Regions from separate parts of the Mus musculus genome. Here region 2 is linked to region 1. The links are chromatin contacts, found by Hi-C in ENCODE. All regions are on one chromosome and are shown on one strand. Each heading gives the region's core, a stretch centred on a gene start or an enhancer-like site at or near the end of the contact. The rest is flanking DNA. Distances are from core to core; before and after follow the strand shown. Region 1 holds the start of Slc33a1 (solute carrier family 33 (acetyl-CoA transporter), member 1). Region 2 holds the start of 4931440P22Rik (RIKEN cDNA 4931440P22 gene).

Region 1 (7,089 bases), core at 234-2,733:
AAAAAAAAAAAAAAAAAAAAAAAAAAAAAAAAAAAGAAAAGAAAAGAAAAGAAAAGAAAATCAGAAACAAAAAGGAGAGATAGTCCATCCCTTAATCTCAGCGTTCAGGAGTAAGAGGCAGGTGGATCTCTGTAAGATCAAGTCCAGCCCGGTCTACAGAGTGAGTTTCATGCCAGTAAGGACCATACAGTAAGATCCTGTTGAAAAAAATAGAGACTTTTGGTCTCACATAGATAACACTATAAACTGTTTTCCACTCCAATTTTTGAGACAGAGACTTGCTATATATCCATGGATGGCCAGGAACTCGTTTTATAGACTAGTCTGGATTACAAGCATGCACCACCACAACCAACTCTGTTCCTCTCTTTAACAAAGATTAGAAGACTTCATGGTCACTGTGTTCTTTCATTGAAGTATATCAGACTAGGTGTGGTGGCTCATGTATAGAATCCTAGGACTCTAGAAGTTAAGGCAGGAGTATGGCCATAAGTTTGAGACCAGCCTGGGTACATATGCTAGCTTATGTAACCCAGGACTCAGTATCAATACAATGAAAATGAAAGACGAATAATAATAATAATAATAATAATAATAATAAGCAAAGTCTCACATTTCTATGACCATACAAGAGCTGGAGAGAAGGGGGAGGAGAGGAAAAGGAAGGACCCAGGGAGAAATGAGAAGAGAACATGGGAAATTAGCTAAGTGGTTAATAAGCTGTAGAAATCAGAAAAGTGGGAAGGCAGCAAATCCACAAGGGAATTTATGGTTTGTTTTTGTTTTTAATGAAGAAAGCATGTACTATTACACTTGAAATGGCATTTGAAAAACTGGCCAATTATGAATCCAATAAAATTCTTGGAAAACTTATTTCTTTGTTATCACTGAAATACTAAATCTAGTATCTCAACATTTCAAGCTCTAAGAGCTTCCAACGATTCACCAAAACTCGAAGAAGTGCGTCGTTATGCACTTAAAATGCATAACCATGGATGACATGAAAGGAGAAAGGTGGTTTCGAGACGTTTCCATTGGCAAAAAAATAAGATGCAGCAGACTGAAATTTACCTCCTTCACTCTGTGTATCTAGCGTTCCCCTACATTTCTTCCTTGACATTGGGGGAAATGGACAGCCTTATTCGTTCTGTGTATTAGGTAGGAGTGTTTCCATTTAGTCGGGCATAAAGGACCCACAACCTGACACCAAAGCTTAGTAACTGCAGGTTCACAAAGCAGCATTATTACCCAACTACAAGCCTGGAAGTTATGTACTGAATTAAATAAGTACAAACTCGCCTACAGACCTTGTGCAATGTTATCACCAAGGCCTAGGCCAATCCAGAAAACCCGCGCTCACGTGGCGACGAGGGCCCAATGGCCGAGGCACACGAGTTCCATGCAAGCGCATGCGCAAACGGAACCGGGTTTGTTAAGACGTTCCGTCCTGGACGCTCGGTACGCTGGCGTTATTCCTCCCTCGGGGTTAGAATCGAGGGAATTAATGGTTCCTAGCAAACGTTGCTCGCGGTCGCCGCCACCGGAACTTGTTCTGATTCGCTGGCTCCGTCGGGAGGCACGGAACCCATTTTGGCAGGGAACCACTTCCCGAAGCGCGAGGCAGGAAGTTATCCTTTACCTCTGGTGTCTACTGAGGAGGGTGCCCGCTGCAGTGTCAGCTGGTGGACGGGCAAGAGAGCGTTCGAGTCCCCGCTGCAGTTAAGAGCCAGACTCCGTCGCAGCGCCACGGCACGCTCCGCCAGCCTCAAGCCGGGTGCGGCTGCACGGGGAGCTCTTGCCGGCTCCCTGAAGTCGCTCCTGTGGGCAGCGACCCAGGCTTCGCCTGGGCCACCTGCCAGGGATCTGGCTCCCTGCTGCAAAACAGCGACCAGTCTCTCCGCGTCCGCCCTCCCGGCGTTGAACCACCGTGACCCGGGTCCAGAGAGACTGCCTTGGACCTGGGACTAGACTGATCAAAACGCCAGCCTCAGGCCCCCACACACCGGGCTCTGCGTCGTCTCTGATATGTCACCGACCATCTCCCACAAGGACAGCAGTCGGCAGCGGCGGTCAGGCATGTTTAGCCACGCTCTGGATATGAAGAGTGGCCCGCTGCCACCGGGCGGCTGGGATGACAGTCGCCGAGACTCGGTGGGCGGGGAGGGGGACCGGGAAGTTCTTCTAGGTGATGCCGGCCCTGGTGACTTACCTAAAGCCCCGCGGAGCTATAGATCCGAACTAAGTAGCATTTTGTTACTACTCTTTCTTTACGTGCTTCAGGGCATTCCCTTAGGCCTGGCGGGGAGCATCCCCCTCATTTTGCAAAGCAAAAATGTTAGCTATACAGATCAGGCTTTCTTCAGTTTTGTCTTCTGGCCATTCAGTCTTAAGTTGCTCTGGGCTCCCTTGGTTGATGCCGTCTACTTTAAGAACTTTGGTCGTCGCAAGTCCTGGCTTGTCCCTACTCAGTATACACTAGGAATCTTCATGATATATTTATCCACTCAAGTGGACCGTTTGCTCGGAAATATTGATGGCAGAACACCGGATGTAGTTGCTCTCACTGTGACATTCTTCTTGTTTGAATTCCTGGCTGCCACACAGGACATCGCTGTGGATGGTTGGGCATTAACTATGTTATCCCGGGAAAACGTGGGCTATGCTTCGACATGCAATTCTGTGGGCCAAACAGCTGGCTACTTTTTGGGCAATGTTTTATTTTTGGCTCTTGAATCTGCTGACTTTTGTAACAAATACTTGCGGTTTCAGCCTCAACCCAGGGGAATCGTTACCCTTTCAGGTAGTGTACTTAAAACTATTATACTGTTAGGTTTATTTTATGCTTATGAATGCTTTTGATGAAACATCAGATGGGAGCTCTCATTTGTTTGCATACATTTTTTACTTTTAATGATGCACAAGATATTTTACTTCATTTCCCTTTCAAATTAACACAATATTGGATTCCATTATGAGATTTTCATACTTTGCTCACAATCACTTCCATAACACAGCCTTGTTCTCTACATCTACCTCCTAGTCGTCTTCCTTTAAACAGTTCACACACACATTTTTCTTTTCCTTCCAGATTCTTTCTAGAAGAGAAACCATTTGATGTTTGTCCTTCTGCTTGCTTTTGAATTTTTTCTGAATTCTGTTTACAGGATTTTTAAAAGGCTCTATATATCCAGCTTGAGACACAGTCCTGCTTCACCCTCCCGAGTGCTAATATTACAAGCATGTGCCACTACAGCTGGCTTTTTAAATTTTACTGGGAACTTATATGATAGATACCTAAGTATGTTTTCTGTTTTATTAAAGTGTGCTTCTTTCAAGTATTCCTTATGTCAGCCTATTAACACAGTCATATTGATCAGTACTCTTTAGTGAATAGGAAAAAAGCAACCGATAGAATCACAAAATTTCTGAATTAAAGATCCATGGACATTTGCCTGACACAGAAGTATACATTTTAAAATGTGGGTCATATGGTTCACATTTTTTCTTTTGTGTTTTGGTGAATGTTTTCTTGCTTTTCAATCTTTTTCCACCTTTATTTCACAAGTAGTCCCCATTTACCCATCTACTGAATGGGAAGAGTATTTAATATAAGCATTCTGGAATTGGCTAAGTGGCAGGATTCTGAGGACCTACTGCAAATAAAGACTGTCTGTGCAAACTAGGAACAGTAGAGATGAACATTGCTGAGGCCCAGAATAGCCGGCCAGTGACCATGGTAGAGATAACAGTTGACTTTATTATTAGTTAAACCTTTATGTAAGCTGGTGTGATTTTTTTTTCTTTTTATTTATTTATTTTTGGTATAACTGGAATTTGAACTTTGTTCTCCAGAAGATTCTAAAATAGCTTACTTTAATTAATTTCTATCCATAGTTGACTTATGATTTAGTCTAAAACATTTTAAGTTAAAGAGTTTTTAATTTTAATGCTTACACATAACCACATTACTAGTTTTGAGGTTTCTGTAATTTGGTAATAACATAACTATATTCTGTGTATTCTGTTTCTGTTTGTGTGTTCCTGGTTCTGGGAAATGAACCTAGTACTTCTACATAAAAGGGAAGCCATCTTCTACTGTGCTAAGTCTCAATCCCATTATTAACCAGTGGGACTTTTTCCTTTTTTTCCTCTCTCAGTGCTAGGAATCTATTATTGACCTTTGTCTAGCCCCTAGTTTTCAACAAGAGTCTAGACTGGTCTTAGACTTCTATTCCCTAAGGACACATATAGTTAATTATGTACACCACCATGCCCAGTTTAACTACCTAGTGGTTCTGAGGAATTTAAAGAATGTGGAATCATAAGGAAATATCGTTGCCTAGGTAGTTAAAGAGAAGATAAAAACAGTATCTAGAAAATCTGTGTATTGGAAACCGTAACTTGAAACAAAGAAAACAGCCAAGGGTTTGAGGATGGTTCTGCTGATAAAAGGTCTTGTTGCTCTTGCAGACGTTTTAAGTTTGGTTCCCAGCACTCATATGGTGGCTTACATCCTTCTGTAACTACAGTTTTAGGGGATTTAGTACCCTCTTCTGGCCTCCACAGACACCAAGAATGCAGAGTGCATGTACTTACATTCAGGCAGAATACTAGTACACATGAACATAAACCTTTTAAAAACATTGTAATTCTGTAATTAATTATGGATACTACAGAAGGAATATACTGAGGAATGGTTTGGACATTTAAAAAGCAGTGCTCTATAGACAGCAAATTGAGAACAGGAAGATGGGATGAGATAAGATCTGGAGGAAACAACCTTGGTTATATTGACTGCTTTTTTATAGCTTCATAACAGTTCTGAACCTTTTCTCTCATTCCATTTGTTTTCCAAGAACCTCTAGAGGCAAAGACAGACCCTTAAACAGCGAGGAGTAAGTAATGAACAGGACAGAAGGATGACAGATGTGGCTTTTCCTTCTCTATAATGAGAAGAATGTTGTCAAGAGGCTATTTACAGATAGATGGGCCAGGCAGTGGTGGTGCACACCTTTGATCCTAGCACGAGGGAGGCAGAGGCAGGCGGATTTCTGAGTTGGAGGCCAGCCTGGTCTACAGAGTGAGTTCCAGGACAGCCAGGGCTACACAGAGAAACCCTGTTTAGAAAGAAAGAAAGAGAGAGAGAGAGAAAGAAAAGGAAAGAAAGAAATGAAGGAAGAAAGAAAGAAAAGGAAGGAAGGAAAGAAAGAGATAGATGGACTTGGAGTTAGGTATTTGTAACTGTTAATATGATATTTTGTCTATAGTTGGTAAGAAGTTAGTGGAATCCTCAAGGAAAACCTTAAGATGGAATTATCTTAATATAAGGCTTTTTTTTATGGGACAAATATAACATTGTGATTCCCAAGTTATCTGAAAGCATCACCCACTTTTAGAATGCCTGATTCTTAGTAATGATAGGTTAAAGTTTTAATTTTTTAACTGACTTAGGCTGAGCCACCATGTCAGTTCTGTACGCTTAATTGCTGAGCTACCTTTCCAGCCCCTGTGTGACTTTGAAATTTGTTTTAAAATGAGTATGCATATATAGGAGTCGATCAGAGAAAAAGAGGGTATATTTCTTTGGAAAAAAATGTAATGGATATAAATCCTATATCTACTGGTAAAGCACTATTTATAAGATAAGCATTTTGAACAGGGAAGAAAGCAGACCAATATTTCCTTAATAATAAATTTGTCTTATAGTACTCATTACCTTTTTATGAAACAAATGCTTTTTAGAATTTAAGCAAGCTGAATTGGTTCATTACTAAATAGGTAAGTCATAAGTTGTTTGTATGTTTTTCTAATATTGGCTATACTACATCCTTTAGCACTCATGCGAGGCTTAAAGGATTACACTGGGAGAAAGCTCCGCACCTGAAAAGGGCTTGCACCACAAGCCCAAGACCTGATTTCAATTGCTGGAACCCACAGTGGAAGGAGAGAGCCTACTCCCCCAAACAATAATAAACAAAATATTACCTTTCCTTCAGTCATACGGGGAGAAGTTAGGTGACCATTGATGGGTGGTAAAGCTTTTTTCTAATACTAGGAGTTAAAAATGGAAAAGTTTATGGTTTAACTTTTTTTTCTTTTTTTTTTTTTTTTGGTTTTTCAAGACAGGGTTTCTCTGTAGCCCTGGCTGTCCTGGAACTCACTTTGTAGACCAGGCTGGCCTCGAACTCAGAAATCCACCAGCCTCTGCCTCCCAAGTGCTGGGATTAAAGGCATGCGCCACCACGCCCGGCTATGGTTTAACATTTTAAGAGTAAGATTTATCTTAGAAAATTTAAAACATGGGTTTGGTTTGTTTTGATTTTGGTTTTTACCTTAAAACTCAACTTTTGGGTTTGAGAGATGAGTCAAGTTAAGGGCTCAATACTGCTCTTGTAGAGTACTAAAGTTACGGTCTCCGTACCCATGTTGGATTGTCCACAAACACCTGTAATTCCATCTTCTGGAGATCTGGTGTCTGTGGTTGGCCTAGGCCCCTGCACACGCATACAAACACCCACTCACCCTTACACATAATTCAAAGTAAACTTTAAAACATTTTCAACTTTTAGGGAGGCACTAGAGAGCTAGGTCAGCAGCTCGCTTGTTTACTACTCTTCCAGAGGACACTAATTAACTGTCTTTATAACTCCTGTTCTGGGAATCCAACAGCCTCATTTGCTCTCTACAGGTACCTGCGCACACATTCTGTACATTCATAAGACACACCCACATACACATAAGTAAAATTGAGCTTTTTAGGTAAGTAATATTCAACGTGAATAATATGAACCCTTTTAATTTGTTCCTCTCTTTTGCCTCCAAAGAGACCAGGTAGTGAGCATGGTGAGTCTTTTAATATATAAGCAAATACAGAAAGTTAGAACTTATCCTCAAATGTTAGTAACAAATGTAGATTCAGGGAAAATTAAAACCAGAGACCCACTCCTCAGAAAGAAGGTTGTAAAGACTTTTTTTTTTTTTTTTAACACAAAGCAAAGGAAAGAAGGTACTGGCTGCTCTTTTTACCAAGTAGTATGTGGAAAATGCTTTGGTATGTAAGGCCCCTCTACACAGTATACTGTGTACTTA
Region 2 (6,179 bases), core at 2,822-5,321, 1.6 Mb before region 1:
TATCATTAAGACTAATTTGGAAATCAAGTTCCTACTGTAACTACTTTATAACTGATCCTATAGTTTTTACAAAAGGCTCTAAATCTGTCTACTTTTCAAGCAAAAAGATCTTAAAGATATAAATGTCCAATATGTTATTGATCAAAGAATTGTTGGACCTTCTGGGACCAAAATGATTGTCTTGACTTGCTTACAGTAACAGTGTAATGTGTAAGACAATGACTCTGCTAGTTTCCTTATGACTAAATCAAACAGAAACTTCATGTACCAAAATGTTCCAGTACTCAGTGGACTGAAATCTGCTTCATCAGTGAAGAGGCCAATGCTCTCAAGTGTTCTGTAATCTGGAGATGGAAGGATTCGAGTGGCTTTGAGAATTCAAACTCTTTTCTTTTTTTTTTTTTTTTGTTTTTGTTTTTGTTTTTTTTCGAGACAGGGTTTCTCTGTGTAGCTATGGCTGTCCTGGAACTCATTCTGTAGACCAGGCTGGCCTCGAACTCAAGAGATCCACCTGCCTCTGCCTCCCAAGTGCTGGGATTAAAGGCGTGCACCTGGCGAATTCATAAACTCTTGACATAACAATTAGAATTGGTAGCTCAGGGGCAATCGAGTTCTTGGACAATACCTTATTAAAACTATTTTTAAGAAAAGGGGGCCTCTTGCAGAGGACTAAGGTTCAGTTCTTAGCACCTTGTTGAGGCTCAAAACCGTTTGTAACCATGCCAGGGTATTCAACACCCGCTTCAGGCCTCTGCAGTATTAGGTGGACATACATTCACGCAGGCAGAACACTCACACATTCCAACACCTTGAAAAATCAAAATAGCATGTGTCTGTGTACGAATGAAGAACTTCTGAATTACTGATATAAAATGTTTAGTAAAAGAGCTCCAAATATTAGTTTCTATATTTAAAAAAGAAAAAAAGCTACTCAACTCATAAAAATTTAAAAACTAGGTAAGTTTAGTATGTAAGATTCACAGTGGATTTTTTTTAAAGGCAAGTGATTACAGTTAAAATAGTACTTGATTCTCAACACTCAAATGTATGTACAACTTTCATTCAAACATATACATACTAAACAGAATGACATCTAAATTGTTCAAATCATAAAATGTTTCTTTGGTTAGGTAAAGAGACCACATTAAAATTTAAACACTATGAAAAATCAGAATAGCATAAAAGTCATAAAAGAAAAAAACAAAACAAAAAACTTGGTACACTACTGAAAGAAACCACCATACCAAACTTTCAGCTTCATTAGAACATGTAACAATTTTTAACTTGTTATAATACATACCCATACTTCATTCTCATTCTATCATTTTCTGGATTACAATAAAATCTTTCCAAGTGCTCCTGAGAATCATTGGAAACACTCTGCCACTTCTGAGTGGTTGTCCTTTTGATCTGCCAATGATAGGGCAATACGGTGTGATGTTTCAAACAATCCCTGCCATAAATGCAAGTGCCTTGCAGAAAGTCCATACAAATTTCAATTCCATTCTCTTGGTGAGTATGGTACTGTAGCTGGTTTACAAGTTCAAACACAAGCTCAAGGGAAGCTTCCTCACTTTTGTCTTGGAAGAGCTCAGTACTCAACTTATCACTGGTATCCAAAATGTACTGGATTGTAAAACTATTGTCTTGGAAAGCTCCTGGTACATAATCCATAACTTTATCTACGCAGTCAGGACTTGTAGGAACATCACCTGAAACAGGATGCAAAAGGTCAGTTTGGAAGTGTCCTGTTGTAGAATCTGCCACTGTCCCACTGATGGTTTCTGGTGGAAAACTGTGGTCTTGGATTGGAACCCCCTGTTCTGGAGCATCTGTAGAAGGATGCGCTTCTGGTAATTGGCCCTCAACATTTGTCCCATCAGGAATCAGGACAGGCATACTGTTTTCTGCTGGTGGACACGATGGGTTGATTTCCAGGGGTTTTTTCACTATATGTTCATGTAAGCTGCTCTCATCTCTGTTTTGGTCTCTAGCTCTAAAAACTCCATCAAGTGAGCCAGATTCTAGCAAAGTATTTAATATTGGCCTCAAGGATCTCAGGGTTCCAGTTCCCAATCTTTTTTGTTCCTGTTTTTTCTTAAAACACGTTTTCAATGGAGAGATCTTCTCAGAAATTCTCATTTGGCATGAAAAGTCATCAGAAGGAGAAGGAGGCTGTACTACACAGTCTGGCTCAGGTTCAGTGGTTTCCACTTCCATGATGTGATTAACTCCCAACTGTGCCTCAGTATCTACAAATCCTACCAGGAAAGGAAGAAAGATGATCATTTAAAAACTGACAACTGAACCCATTCATTCATTAAAACATTTTGCGTTAGTCTATGGTTAACTATCTGCAATCACTGCTTGCATTATAGTTAGCTCTTACAGGTCAATTTTCTTTTTTTAAACTGAGAAATGAAGATTCAAAAGCTATGCAAAAATCTGCATAATAGTAGATAATAGTAGATGAGAATGTATTTTTCAATACTTATGTATTGACTTAATAATTGATAAACACACACACAGAGGAGGGGGAGACAGAGCAAGTGCTGTGTGATTCTACTGGGGTATGACTTTATTTTGTAAGATAGAAATAACTGTCTTTTTCTAGAAGATGAAGCAGGGAAACCACATCTCTTGCTTAGCTTTGTGGTTCCCTTTACAGTTGTTTATGATCTGTCCCATGAGTTTGCAAAAAACAAAATTCACTGGGAGGAAAGTTCATCAAAAGGATAAACTTAAAAGGTTAAAAAGTGAAAGAACTAGTGTGTGTGTGTATGTGTGTAAGGATAGACACAGAAGCTTTCAAGTGAATTGTGATACAAGAGAAAGCCAGAAGCCTGCTAATGTTTTTACATTCTGAAAGTTCTAGTATTTAATTATTGAATGTTAAAGATTTCTAAATTTTTAAAAAATTCCTGAAGGAATATCAGGATATGCCTAACTTCAACAACCACTGTACCGTGCCTTAGAAACTTAATACAGCACGATTATACAAAGGGTCCTTGTCTTTAGAAAAGTTACACTTATCCACTTTAAAAAAAAAAAACAAATGAAAGTATATTATAACCAAAAAAATACAAATATTAAAAAACACCAAATTTCAGAATCTGAATTTTTTTTCCTTTCAAGAACCAGATCCTTTAAAATGACTGAGATTTCCAGGTATTTACTGAGATTGTTCCAGATGAGAAGGGACAGTGATGAGCAATTAATGGTCTTTTTTCTTGTCCAATAGACTGAAAGAACTCCTTGATGTAAGAACCTATGATTTAATCAAGCATGCATTAGGAGTCCAGTATAGTACCTAGCACTGTTCACCACTGAGGATGTCTGTATTTTGTGGCTGAATTACTTTAGAAAAGGCACACATTAGATGCTTTGTTCTTGGTTGAAGGTCAAAACCCAAAATGGTAAGACTTCGTGCTTTAAAAAACGAATATAAAGATCTAGGAGGGATTTATAAGTCTATGTATACAAAAGTGCTGAATAATCAAAACTCAGAAAAACACAAGGCATGGAACAAAGTGCTAGTCTAAGTACAAAAGAGATTTATTTATTTTAAATAAATAAATATTTGAGTTCAGTATGAGCTGGCATTGTTAGAGAAAGCCTCACGAAGGAGGGATCTGACATGAGACATAAATAACTGGAAAGCAGCCAAGCCAGGCGTTATTATTCATCATTCGGTGCTCTTGCCTCAAGGCTCAGTTGGCACAGATTGTGGTATTCCCTCTCCGTATCTAACCCGCCTGTGCCTTCCCCTACGCACGCACACTATCCCCTCCTATCACACCAATCCAGGCAAAATACTAAAGCGATTTTATTTATACTTCTGCACACGCACATGCACGCACGCACGCACGCACACACACACTCGCACGCACACAACTTTTCCTCTTACTGCCCCTCCACCAAACTCGGAAACTCAACTAGGAAGCAGAGGAGTGGAGTGCGGAAGCCACCAGTTCCTCAATTAGTTTGCATAACAGAAAAATAAAAAGATTGGAAGGTCGTTTCCTCCGGTCGCCCGCAGCGGGCAACCCAATCGCGCCACCCTTCACCTCGTGACGCCCCGGTCGTCTGGCACCACGAGCTGGTCACACCTTCCATGGAAACCGCCGGCTCCAAACAGCCAAGGAGTGAGACGCCCGGGTCCGAGCGACGCCTCCTGCCGGCCGCGCTCCGCGCAGCCACGACCTCCCGCCGCGCCCGTTCCACCGGGCTCCGCACTTCGCCGAGAGGGTGAGCATCCCCGCCCTCACCTTGTCCTCAGGGACCCGGGCGCCCCCTCACTCCCGGCCCACCTTCCTCAGGACCCGACCTCCCCGCCTCCCCGAAGCCACTCAAGGCGAGTCCACAATGAATTCCCCCCCACCCCGGCCCTGCCTCCTTCCCGAGGACCGGCTGGCGAGTCCCGGAGCTTGCAGGGCCGAGCCGCAGCGGACACTCCGGGTGGCGGGGAAAAGGAAGGGGAACCGGTGCGGCACTCAAAGTTAACTCGAACACAGCCTGCAAACTTCTGGGCTGCAGCCCGGAACGCGCGCCGGCCGGAACGCTCCCGCAGCGCCGAGCCCTCCCGCAGGGGCTGCCCCGGCTGCAACCCCCCGAGAGGAGTCGCGGGCGGCCCCGCAAGCCCTGCGGCGCCAGTCCATCTATCCACCTGCCCAGCTCCCGGCGCTGAACCCGATCCCACCCCGCCACCGACGGACGCGAGCGCATTCAGCTCTCCCGGGCAGTCTAGGGATCCGCCGCTGTCCCGACGGGGACTCGGGGCGGCGAGGCTGGCGCCCGCCATCCCGCTGGGGGTCCCTCCGCCGCTCGCTGCCCACCCCCCAGCCCCTTTTACCTCAGGCAAGCCGCCCTTCGAACGCAGCCCAGGCGCGGCGTGGAGGGCCGCCTCTGCGCCAGCGGTCCGAGCCGAGGACGAGGGCCGGTGTCTAGGGGTCGTGGGCGGCCGACGCGGCGAGCGGCGCGCGGGCCATTCCGCGGACCTGAGCGCTGAAAGCCGCAACTGCTCTCGAGGCTCCAGCTCGCTCGCCTGTCAGCTCCAGCTCTGCTTTAAGTGGCTTCCGGTCTCCTCCCCCGGGCCGGCTCGTCTTCGGGGAGGGAGGAGCTTCGGGGCCGAGAGGGGGTGGGGTGGGGTGAGGGGGCCGGGCGATCAGTGAGTGCCGGGAAGCTGGGGCCCCGCCTCCCGTGCGCGTGCTCCGGACGGAGGGGCGCGCGGCGGCTCGGCGCTCCGGGGAGGAGGAGGAGGAGGGAGGGGAGTGTCCGCTCGCGAGCGGCCGAGGGTCCCCGAGGCTCTGACGGTTCGCGAGGCCGGGGAGGCTACCTCCCACCCCCCGTGAGCCTGCGAGGAGAGGAGGCGCGCGCCGCGTGGGGCGGACTCCACCTGCCTGCGGACAGATGCAGGGTCACCGTGTTCCGCGGACACCCGGGCACGCGATGTGAGAGAGGCTGTGAGACGGAACGGCCGGTTTCGGTGCGGTTGCCTTTGTTTATCTGCCTCCTTTCAAGACGCCTCCAGATCCCGAGGGGGAAGCGAGTGGCCGCCTCCGCCGCTGCCTCCAGACGGGGTCGCCGGCCCCGCGCCGTACGGGCGGGAAGGCTGAGCCCGCCCCGCCGCCTGTTCCCGGACAGCCTCCGCTAGGGGAAGCCAATGTTAGGGTTTTGACAATAGAGATGCCTATGCGCGTGTTTTGCAGCCCACGGATCACGTAGTGACTAATTCATTTAACAAGTCAGAGCGCCTCTTCCGCGCCGAGCGTGTACTAGGTTTAGAACTACGACCTTCATCACCCAGACCCCACGCCCTGCACTCATAGAGACTTAGGGAACCGAGAGTTAACCTCAAAAATATACATGAAACTGGCATCTGGATTGTAACTTCATGTATTCAATAGCTTTTTGTTGTTGTTGTTTTTTTAGTTGGAAATAAACATTAAATTTGTATAATCCGAATTTAAGAAAAAAAATTAAAAGATCGTACTTATTCAAAAAAAAAAAAAAGGGGATCCTGGAAAAACAGGCTAAGCAGAGGCTGTGGTTCCCAAGTTTTATGGCACTGCTAACCCAGATTAATGATCACCCAGCAGTGTTGTTTCAAATTGCATCAAGTAAAGGCCCTCAGACTAAAGTGGAAAGGTTGGGACAGAATTCAAAGACTAGTATATAAG

What was found. Hi-C counts contacts between places; a loop is a spot of excess contacts on that map.
Region 2: a loop to region 1 is called in a map of v-Abl transformed pro-B cells, with 4 times the contacts of the local background. The contact joins the promoter of 4931440P22Rik here to the promoter of Slc33a1 in region 1. A Hi-C loop is called at or near these places in 2 of 37 maps with a recorded cell type or tissue (regulatory T cell and v-Abl transformed pro-B cells).

What each region holds. Positions count from the first base shown.
Region 1 is chr3:63,959,127-63,966,215 of GRCm38, reverse strand. It overlaps Slc33a1 (solute carrier family 33 (acetyl-CoA transporter), member 1), which reads left to right and starts at 1,483. Exons shown (of 6, transcript NM_015728.5): 1 at 1,483-2,800. The coding sequence starts at 2,026. It also overlaps a transcript of Gmps not described here.
Region 2 is chr3:65,527,306-65,533,484 of GRCm38, reverse strand. It overlaps 4931440P22Rik (RIKEN cDNA 4931440P22 gene), which reads left to right and starts at 4,071. Exons shown (of 2, transcript NR_027955.1): 1 at 4,071-4,248; 2 at 4,320-6,002. Tiparp (TCDD-inducible poly(ADP-ribose) polymerase) reads right to left here and starts at 5,038. Exons shown (of 6, transcript NM_178892.5): 1 at 4,853-5,038; 2 at 1,301-2,261. The coding sequence starts at 2,220.